Regions from separate parts of the Mus musculus genome. Here region 2 is linked to region 1. Evidence: chromatin loops called from intact Hi-C (ENCODE). Cell type or tissue: left cerebral cortex. All regions are shown on one strand. Each heading gives the region's core, and the rest is flanking DNA. Links, peaks and the distances in the headings are about the cores only.

Region 1 (5,377 bases), core at 89-5,088:
AACCCTTAACTCAGTAGTTCCCCTAGTTCTGCTTCTGCACATAGCACACAATGACTCTCCTGAGAGTCCCAGTGTTCTGACTTAGTTTTACTAGTATATAATTTTATGCATTCTATACTTGCTTATCCAGGAACCACTCTTAAATGTTGTACAAAACTTATTTCATAACTTCAATAGTTTTTTTTTTCCTTTCTTAGGGTCCCAATGTTGGCTCTATTTCATTTTCTTCAAATAATTTCTTCCAACTTTCTTTGCAAGTCAAGCATTAATCTGGAACTACCATTGTGCAGTTACTACTTTGTTTCCAAGATAAGAACACACAGCATGCACCTAGGCCATCAGGACTGTGCTGGGCTGTGCCCCATGCCTCAATCTTTAATTGTTTAAGAATCATTACATCAAGGAACATCTAGTTTCACAGAATTCACCAAAGCAGAAGGAGAAAGAAGTAGGAAAGTCAGACATAATAGAATAATCAGGCACACCAAGGCCAACTGAAAAGCAGTCATGCACAAATGAAATCTATACAGCCATTGTCCAGGGTTAAGATTGGGAGAAATGGAAACAACTATTTTTAACAAAGAGCTGCCTTGGGCTACTGAGATGTCTCCATTCCAGCCTACTGCAGGCAGTCCCTGTCATAGTATGCTGTCGCCAGCAAGTTCCTGCCTCCAGGTGCCTGCCTTGAGTTTCTACTTTGGCTTCCCCCAATGGGATGTGAGCTGAGATATGTAAGCCAAAGAAAGCCTTTCGTCCCCAAGTCGCTTTTGGTCATAGTATTTTATCCCAGCAATGGAACCCCTCACTAAGGCAGCACATAGCTGGGCATGATGGTGCATGCTTTTAGTCCCAGCACTAGGGAAGCAGCGGCAAGAGGATGTCTCAGTTCAAGGCTAGCTTGGTCTAGCTAAAGAGTTCCAGGGCAGCCTGAACTACATAGAGACCCTGTGTCCAAAAACAAAATAAACAAATAACAACAACAACAACAACAAAGACAACACACAAAACAATGGATTCCATCATGACATTTTCATAGACTTGTTTGTTTGTTTGTTTGTTTGTTTGTTTGTTTTTGTTTTGTTTTGTTTTTCAAGACAGGATTTCTCCTCTGTGTAGCCCTGGCTGTCCTGGAACTCACTCTGTAGGCCAGGCTAGTCTCAAACTCAGAAATCTGCCTGCCCCTGTCTCCCAAGTGCTGGGATTAAAGGTAACATTTTCATGCATATGCAACATTATACTTTGTTGATAATTCCCCACACACATATTACTTTAACCCCCACCCCACTGGTCCCTCTCCTCTCAGATAGTCCCCTTATACTATTAGATCTCAATTCCTCATGTGAAGGATATTTTCCTTTGTCCTCCCTCCTTACTTTCTCTTGCTCCCTTCTCCTCCCACTCCCTTTGAACCCCTTCCTTCCCCTCCATAATCCCCCTCCACTTCCATGTCATAGAAAGGCATGTATATACATGTGTGTGTATTAGAATGCAGATAGATAGATAGATAGATACATACATACATACATACATATATACATACACAGATATATAGATAGATACATAGAAAAATAGATAAATAGATACATACATACATATATAGATACATAGATAGGTACATGGATAGATAGATGGATACATACATACATACATACATACATACATACATACATACATTAGATGGGTACATAGAAAGATAGATAGATAGATAGATAGATAGATAGATAGATAGATAGATAGATAGATAGATAGATAGATAGATAGACAGACAGATTCTGCACATTAAAGGAAATGTGTCTTTGTGAATCTGGTTTATTTCTTTTAACCTGATGATCTCCAGTTCTACCCATTTTCCCATAAATGCCATAATCTCATCCTTCTTTGTGGCTGAATAAAGGCATCACTTTCCCCCCATTCACCTGTCTAGACTGTTTCCATAGCTTGGCTATCATGAATTGCTGAGCAGTCCTGTGAGTATGTGAGTATATATGTCTCTCTGGTACATTCCCATGAATGGTACAATTGAATCACATGGTAGGTTTTGTTTGTTTGCTTTTCAGGGGGAATGCAACCAGGTCTTACATAACCTAGGCTGGCCTCAAACTCATGTTCCTACTTCTCCCTACCAATCACTGGGATTACAGACATGCAGTTCCACACCTGTGTGGTATTCTGTATTTAGTTTACTGAGGAACTACCATAATGATTTCCACAGTGGCTGTACCAGGATCATTCTCTTAATACATCCCCAATGGCATTTGGGGGGGGGGGGTTATCTCCTTTCAGATAACACTAGTTTTGTGTGTCAAGTTAACCTAAAACTAGTGAGAACACAGCCTTATACATTAAGAGCCCTCCTCTCCCGACCCCACCCCTTTTTGATGGGTCTCACTGTGTAGCTCAGGCTTCATGACTCTCTTTGTGAGTGGATATTTCCATTCCCAACATTCACAGGGTAACTTACAACTGTCTGTAACTCCAGTACCAGGGTACCTAGTGCCCTCTTCTGGCCTCTATGGGCACTGCATGCATGTTGTGTACAGAGATAACTATACCCACAAAATAAAATAAAGTTTAAACTTTTAAAATTAAAACGGGGGGGGGGGGGGAGAGGGAGAGAGAGAACGAAAGAGATGCACACAGGCATACAAACAACCACAATGGAGTCCAGAGCACTTTGCAAGCTAGAAAGAAAACATATTTTCCCTAAATAAAATAATAAGCATCAAGCCAGGCATGGTGGTGTACGCCTTTAATTCCAGGATAAGACTGATAAGACCGATAAGACTGTGAGAACCTGACTGAAGCCTGAAGTGCTGAGTCTTCAAGGTGAATGAAGGGTGTGGGCACCTCTTCTGGCAGATGGAAATCAACCTCACCTCCTGGGGACAGACTACCCACCCATCTTGTTGATAAATTGACTATGCCAATAAATTAATATGGATCACTCTCAAAAAAGAAAAATACTTGTTTCACTTTCAAAAGTCTTTCTTTTCTTTTTCTTTCTTTCTTTCTTTCTTTTTTTTTTTTTTTTTTTTTTCCCTAGACATGGTTTCTCTGTGTAGCCTGGCTGTCCTGGAACTCACTCTGTAGACCAGGCTGGCCTCGAACTCAGAAATCCACCTGCCTCTGCCTCCACCTCCCGAGTGCTGGGATTAAAGGTGTGCGCCACCACTGCCCAGCTTCTTTTTTCTTTTGTTTTTTGTTTGTTTGTTTTGTTTTGTTTTTTGGTTTTGGTTTTTCTGTATAGCCCTGGCTGTCCTGAACTCACTCTGTAGACCAGGCTGGCCTTGAACCCAGAAATCCTCCTGTCTCTGCCTCCCAAGTGCTGGGATTAAAGGAGCGCACAACCACCTGTGGCCTGTAATCCACTCTTAAAATCTTCTCACTTCTCCCTTTTCCTACAAGGCAATGGGCAGGACTGGAGCAGTAGTGTCAGTCTAGAGAGCCAAGTGGCTGCTAGGCAGCCACCACTGTATCACAACATCTCACATCCAATGCAAACAAGACTTGGCACTTGCAGGACTTGAACAGGAGGAGAACTCCCGGACTCAGAATAATAAGGACAGTGGGTATCCAAGAGGTGCAGGAGCTACGAGTCTTTCACAAAATAGGCTGTGGCCACACCCAAGAAGGAGCAACTAGTGCAGTCTCGGGATTCCAGCCGGTGAAGCAGCTCCCCGGCCCGACGTGGAACTACAACCCCCAGGCTCCCCGCGCGGCCCCACGTGGTCCCGCAGCCCCTGAGTTAAAAGCGCAACCGCGCTGCTCAGAGGAGATCGCGTCTCCAGTGCACAGCAGCCTAGGTGAGCGCGGCGCCACCGAGCAGAGGAGTGAAGTCAGGTACGCTGGGCAGGGTAGCTTTGGGACTGAGGGCGACCCTGCCGCCTGGGGCCAGTGACACTCGGGGATTCTTTGCAGACCCGCGTAGCCTGGCCTCCGGGAACCCTTGTCAGAATCGGTCTCTTAAGCCTTTGAGCAGAAGGGAATTTAGCCGTTAGCTCTAATACACCTATCTCTTATAGAAGAGGTTGCTTGTATTTCATGTTTTGTGTTTTTTCAATATCTCATTTCTAGTTTGCCAAGTATTTCTCAAGTCATTCTCCTTGTTCGGAACTACATCACTTCCCCCTCCTCCCTTTTAAAACTTGGCGGTTTTAAATTTAAGCCAACTTTTGTCTGTAATTTGGCATTCCTTCACATGGATGAGGTCTCCAGGGATCTACCCTCTCCCCGGCGTTTCAACAAGAACATCCCAAGCTCACTTTAAGTCATGGGTGCGAGAGCACTGTGATTATTTGCTCTTAATTCAAATATGAAATATTTCAAAGCATAATATTCCCAAGTTGATCTTGTATCTCAAACTGGCCGCAGACTCTGAGCCTCCTGCCTCCAAGGGGCTTGCAGTGTTGAACAGAAATGAGCTTCTATCCTGCTTATAACGCTGGGATTTTTAATGAAAAGTAACAGTTCAGGAGGAAATCTGAAGTTAAACAATTTCCTATTTGGAGGATCAAGAAATCCTCTTTTCTCTTCTCTTTTCTGTGACTAGGTATCTCTATGATGTAGCCCTGGCTGTCCTGAAACTACAAGTAGACCAGGCTGGCCTTGCTCACGGATCTAATGTTGGGATCAAAGATGTGTGTTGCCATGCTCTGCTGAATCCTCTGGGTTTTGTTGTTTTGATGATTTTGTTTGTTTGTTTTTCGAGACAGGGTTTCTCTGTATAGCCCTGGCTATCCTGGAATTCACTCTGTAGACCAGGCTGGCCTCGAACTCAGAAATCCACCTGCCTCTGCCTCCCGAGTGCTGGGATTAAAGGCGTGCGCCACCATGCCCGGCTTGTTTTGATGTCCTTGAAACTGGGTCTTAAGTAACTCAGGCTGGTCTCCGCTGTCAGCCTGTGGTCAGCCACAGATGGGTTTGAACTCCCAACCCTCCTGCCTCCACCTCCCAGATGCTGGTCTTCAGATGCATAGCAATTCCTTGACTCTTAGAGTGAGTTTGAAAAGTGAGCTACACTGAAGGGATTGAAGTGGGAGACAGATGCTCTGAAGCAAAGATAAGCCACGGGGGAAACAGGCAGTGGCCTCGGGAATGTTTTTGAACAGTGGAGCTGGTACACTGTAGGCATAAAGAAACCTTCCCAGCTGGGCAGTGGTGGCGCATGCCTATAATCCCAGCACTCGGGAGGCAGAGGCAGGCGAATTTCTGAGTTCGAGGCCAGCCTGGTCTACAGAGTGAGTTCCAGGACAGCCAAGGCTAGACAGAGAAACCCTGGAGGCATAAAGAAACCTTCCCAGCAGGCCAGGAAGTTGATGTCATCTGACTAGGATAGAGACAAGATTAGAAATGTGGGTGTTCTGGGGGTGTTACAGTG
Region 2 (5,377 bases), core at 80-5,079, 62 kb after region 1:
GCTCTCCTGCTGGGCTCTCAACACCCCCCAACCCCCATTTTATTTTGAGATGGAGTCTCAGAACAAGTTGCCCTGGTTGGCTTTGAGCACATTCATTCTGTAGCCCAAGCAGGCCTTAACCTGTGGTCCTCCTGAGTCTGTCTCCCATACAGCTGGGATTATAGGCTTGCTGTACTGGGCTTGGCTTTTCCCGCAGTATGGATGTGCTGGAGGTTAAAGTCAGGGCTATACGCATGCTAAGCCCAATCCTTACCAGTGAGATGCTAAACCCAATCCTTACCAGTGAGCTACAACTCTAGTCTCATTGATTACCTTTAAAATGTTGTATCTACCTTAATATTTCACAGCTTGCATTCAATTATATATTTACATTAAATGCATGTGTGTGAGTGGTGTGTGTGTGTGTGTGTGTGTGTGTGTGTGTGTGAAGCACAACAACATGACCTGTGTGGAGGTCAGAGGACAACTAGAGGGACTAGATTCTTTGATTTCACCATGTGGGTCCTGGGGATCAAACTCAGATTCCCAGGCTTGTTAGCAAAGACCCTTTACTCTCTTAGAAACCTCACCTTTTTTTTTTCCCCCGAGACAGTGTTTCTCTGTATAGCCCTGGCTGTCCTGGAACTCACTCTGTAGACCAGGCTGGGCTCGAACTCAGAAATCGCCTGCCTCTGCCTCCCAAGTGCTGAAATTAAAGGAGTGTGCCACCACCACCCAGCTTGTTTTGGTTTTTGGTTTTTGGTTTTGTTTTTTTTCCGAGACAGGGTTTCTCTGTGTAGCCCTGGCTGTCCTGGAACCCACTTTGTAGACCAGGCTGGCCTCGAACTCAGAAATCCACCTGCCTCTGCCTCCGAAGTGCTGGGATCAAAGGTGTGCGCCACCACACCCGGCTAAACCTCACCTTTTTTAATTTTCTGGGTTTGTTTTGTTTTGCTTTGCTTTGTGGAAGGGTCTTAGTGTCTCAGGACTGTTGAGGGGCTCAACAGAGAAGACTGCTCTGACGTGGGTTTAAGCCAATAGAAAGTCTTTATTAGCTGGGTGGTGACTACTCTGGTGTTTGGGATTCCAGTGTAGCCCTTTGCCTTTCTCAGGTGAGCTTTGAAACATAAAAATCAAGTCCTAGCGGGGCGTGGTGGCCCACGCCTTTAATCCCAGCACTCCGGAGGCAGAGGCAGGCAGATTTCTGAGTTCGAGGCCAGCCTGGTCTACAAAGTGAGTTCCAGGACAGCCAGGACTACACAGAGAAACCCTGTCTCAAAAACACCAAGAAAAAAAAAATCAAGTCCTGGGTTGATATCCTTCACTTAAAAGAGCAGGTCCACAGAAGCAGAACCACGGGAGAAATTAGCACAGTTAGTAAGTTTTCCATAACTGTGGACTTTGATGGATGGAGACTTTTAGTTTTGGCAGGCGGTGCTGTCTCCACACTGAGTTTACAGCCTGGATGGTACAATGAACAGTGCTTACATCTTGGAGTCAGTTGTGCTTCAAAGGTCTGGCACCGTGTCACAAGGATGGCCTCAAACCTGCTTATTGAAGACGCTGACCTTGAATCCTGATCCCCTTGGTTCTGGATCCTGACTGCAGAGATTACAAACCTTAGGTGCCATGTTCAGTTTCTTATGATATTAGAGCTGGAACTCAGGATGTCAGGGACTCCAAGCAGCACTCTCTCCACTGAGCCCAGCTCTTTTTTTTTCTTCAGTTCTCTTCCTGGAATCAAGGTTCATACTGCTCTCCTTTCTACCAAATATCCCAAGAGACAGAAATTAGGGGGAGGAAATAGATATCCTGCTGTCTCTGGGGATTTTTTTTTTTTTTTTTTTTTTGTCTCAAATCTTTTTCTTGGGGTAAGTTCAAGGGCGGGAAGGTCACAGTGAGACAATGGGTAGAAAATCCTCTCGGGCTGGAGAGATGGCTCAGTGGTTAAGAACACTGACTACTCTTCCATAAGTCATGTGTTCAAATACCAGCAACCACATGGTGGCTCACAACCATCTGTAATGAGATCTGAGGCTTCCTTCTGGTGCATCTGAAGACAGCAACAGTGTAACAGTGTGTACTTAGATATAATAATAAAATAAATCTTTAAAAAATAAAAATAAAAAAAGAAGATCCTCTCAATGGGCCAAGTCTTTTTTTCTCTGCGGGCTTTGGAAAGTTTGGAAGCTGGATCACCCGGGGTCAAGATCTGCATTTTTATTTTCAGACAAAGTCACATGAGCAGAGAGGAAGAAGCCACCCCACAGGGGCCCTGTAGAATTTAGAACACCGTGTGAAGGAGGCAGGTCCTTAAAATAGAGAAAGGGTTGGTGAAAGTAGCAGAAGTGAAATTTCTGTCAGTCTGTGTGTTCTGCGCTGACTCCCTTGTCTCTGCACACTAGGCAAGCCGACCAGCAGAGGGCTGCACTCACCCTCTGGCCTGAGGAGTTTTAAACACCGTTCTCCTTTGGAAGTTTCCATAATTCTGTTCGCATGGGTGGAGATCAAATCGGGGCTTGAGGCATGCTAGTTTTCACAAAACAACAACAAACAGACAACTAGGTTGGGGATGCTGGGCTTGAGTGTAGCTTAGTAGTAGGGTAACCTTGAGTTACTCTTCAGTACTTCAAAAATACAACACCCCTCAAAACAAGTATTAAACTCAAGAGTCTTCTCACTTGAAGCTAAACAAAACACAGGATTTTGAGATAATTGGGAGCATGCCTTTAATCCCAGCCTGAGGGGTGAGGGGTGGGGCAGAGGCAGACAGATCTCTGTGAGTCCCAGGACAGCCTGGTTTACAAATCCAGGATAGCCAGGGCTACACAAAGAAACCCTGTCTTGGAAAAAAAAAAAAAAAAAAAAAAAGAGTCCCTCGTCCCTCTCCCCAGCCAAAAGGTAAGTGGAGAAGTTGTGTCTTGAGCTAGGGTTTTCTTTTTGGTGGGGTAATGGGTTTTACTACAATGGGATTAATGGCATATACCACCACCCCTGGCAATAAACCAATAAGCCAGGGCTCTCTTTCTTGTCTTAGATTCATTTTACTTTATGTCTTATGGCCTGTAGGTCAGTGCACCATGGTTGTACCTGCTGGGTCCCCTGGAATGGAGGTTATGGTTGTGTGTGAGCCACTGTGTGATTGAGAACTGAATCCAAGCCTTCCACAAGAGCAACAAGTGCTTTTAACTTCTAAGGTTTTTGTTCCTTTGCTGTTTAGACAGGATCTCATTATGTTGCCCTGGCCTTCCTTAAACATAGACCAGACTGTTTTGAACTTACGGAGGTCTGTCAGTCTCTGTTTCCTGGGTGCTGTGACTGGAGGCAAGTGCCACCATGCTACACACTGCCTGCAGCATTTTATTTCTTTTCTTTTTTCTTTTTCTTTTGGTTTTTCGAGACAGGGTTTCTCTGTGTAGGCTTGGCTGTCCTGGAACTCACTTTGTAGACCAGGCTGGCCTCGAACTCAGAAATCTGCCTGCCTCTGCCTCCCAAGTGCTGGGATTAAAGGCATGCGCCACTACTGCCCGGCTGCCTGCAGCATTTTGATGAAGCAGAAATACTTCAGTCCTTGTATTTTAACATACAGCACCCATAAATACATTGCTTTGGCATATTTTAAAGTGGCTATTCTGATAAACTCTGAAAGGATTAATCCTGTAACACTGCCCTTACGTAAGATAAACTATCAAAAAGGAGATCCATGGTGGCATGTCTCTAAATTTTGCCTTCAGAGGTGGAGGCAAGTGGACTGCGTTAAGTGGTGGGCTAGCTTGCTCTACAAAGACAAAGGCAAGGAGACATAACTTCCAGAAACCAAGCTGGTTAGCGACTGACAGGAAATTATGGGCCTAGGCCAGCAGATCTCGCGCGACCTCAGGTTTGGCGCCCGGAAGTGGTTCAAGCCCCGCCCCCTCGGGGCGTGCTGGCTCCGGAGTTGGCCTACCGCGCAGGCGCGAGTCGCCGACTCCGCCCCCTGGGTCCTGCAGTCGGAGCCATTTCGCCGCTGCTTCCATGCGGGTGAGGTGTGTTCTTTCGCCGTTCTCGTGGAAGGTTGGCGCTGCGAACTCGCCTAAGAAGGCTGTGCTCTCGGGCACGGAAAAGCGGAGGAGGGTAAGAAAGGGGGCGTTGCGGCCCCGGACGCGGGCTCATTGCTGCGGGCCGACGCCGGCCTCCGCGGCTCAGCCGTGGCTTTGTTGTGAGGCGCGGGCGGGCGAGCGTGTGGGGGAGGGGCAGCGCGGCGGGTACCCGGATTTACGGGCCGTGGGCGCCTCGCGCAGCGGAGCTCCCGTGGCCCTAGGCCCTGGGGTTCCTTGCACAGACTGGCCGCTCTCGGAGGCCTCTTCCTCACTCGGCCTGACGGGCGGCGGGTGTCTGTAATCAGTTGCGTGTAGGGGTAGCGGCTCGACGCCACCCGGCGCGTGGTGGTGGGGGGTCGTCCGCGGTTCTAATCCGGGACACCCGGGCCCCGTGGGGGTGCCCGCTTTGGGGTCCGGGGCTTCGCTGCAGGTCCTCCCGCTCCGCACTGGTGACGGGGCATGGCTGGGTGGGGCGGGATGAGGAGCAGGTGGTAGGAAAATGAATGCATGATTTAGTAAGTGATGGCGGAATTACACCGCGCAACGGGATAGCCCCGCTGTAGATAACGGTCGAAAGGGAGGGCGCCTCAGTCTGAGGGGTGCACGAGCCTGAGTCTGGCTTTGAGGTGCACAGTGTATCCGCTCCAAAGGGCAATGAGAGATCAGTTACGCCTAAGGCCAGACCTTCCTGGAGGAAGGGAGGGCCGGCCACGTGACCTGAGGGTGCGAAAAGAGATGAAAGAATTTGTTTCCGGGTGGCAAGAATGAAAACACAAAATTGGGAGCCATGACTCTAGCCTTTCATTCCAGCACTGGGGTTTGGTGGTGGAAGGTATTGTTCGATCTCTTGAGTCCGGGGCTACTACACATAGAAATCTTGTCTCATAAAACAAAATTTGATTTATTCCGATATGTGTGTGTATACGAGTATACGTGTATACGTATCAGGTAGTGGTGGCAAGTGAGAGAGGAGCTGTAGAAAAACAAACGAGTAATAGTGGAGGCATTTCTGGAGCCAAAACAGCAGGGCAGATGTGACATGATGGAAAATTTGGCATCCATCTAGGCTCTCGACAAGAGGATAAGTTCTAGGTCTGTAAAAGAAGTTGTGGGGTTTTTGTTTGTTTTTTTGGTTTTTCGAGATAGGGTTTCCTCTGTATAGCTCCAGCTATCCTGGAACTCACTCTGTAGACCAGGCTGGCCTCGAACTCAAATCCGCCTGCCACTGCCTACCAAGTGCTGGGATTAAAGGTGTATGCTACCACGCCCAGCTTGCTATTTTATGTAAATAACTACACTGTAGCTGTCTTTGGAAACAC

What was found. Hi-C counts contacts between places; a loop is a spot of excess contacts. Peaks named below come from ENCODE experiments on the same cell type or tissue, not always from the same donor. Only the 100,000 strongest peaks of a DNase experiment are listed, where the experiment ranks them.
Region 2: a loop joins it to region 1, with 2.4 times the contacts of the local background. A loop is called at or near these places in 2 of 42 quality-filtered maps.

Annotation. Positions count from the first base shown.
Region 1 is chr1:153,548,111-153,553,487 of GRCm38, reverse strand. Npl (N-acetylneuraminate pyruvate lyase) reads left to right here and starts at 3,774. Exons shown (of 12, transcript NM_028749.1): 1 at 3,774-3,840. In left cerebral cortex, for the core only: CTCF peaks have their summits at 2,500 (motif pointing left) and 3,688; DNase peaks (open chromatin) are centred at 2,498 and 3,738; H3K4me3 peaks cover 915 bases; H3K27ac peaks cover 296 bases.
Region 2 is chr1:153,486,248-153,491,624 of GRCm38, reverse strand. It overlaps Dhx9 (DEAH (Asp-Glu-Ala-His) box polypeptide 9), which reads left to right and starts at 3,965. Exons shown (of 28, transcript NM_007842.2): 1 at 3,965-4,092. In left cerebral cortex, for the core only: a CTCF peak has its summit at 2,385 (motif pointing right); DNase peaks (open chromatin) are centred at 2,304, 3,906, 4,187 and 4,721; H3K4me3 peaks cover 1,578 bases; H3K27ac peaks cover 1,346 bases.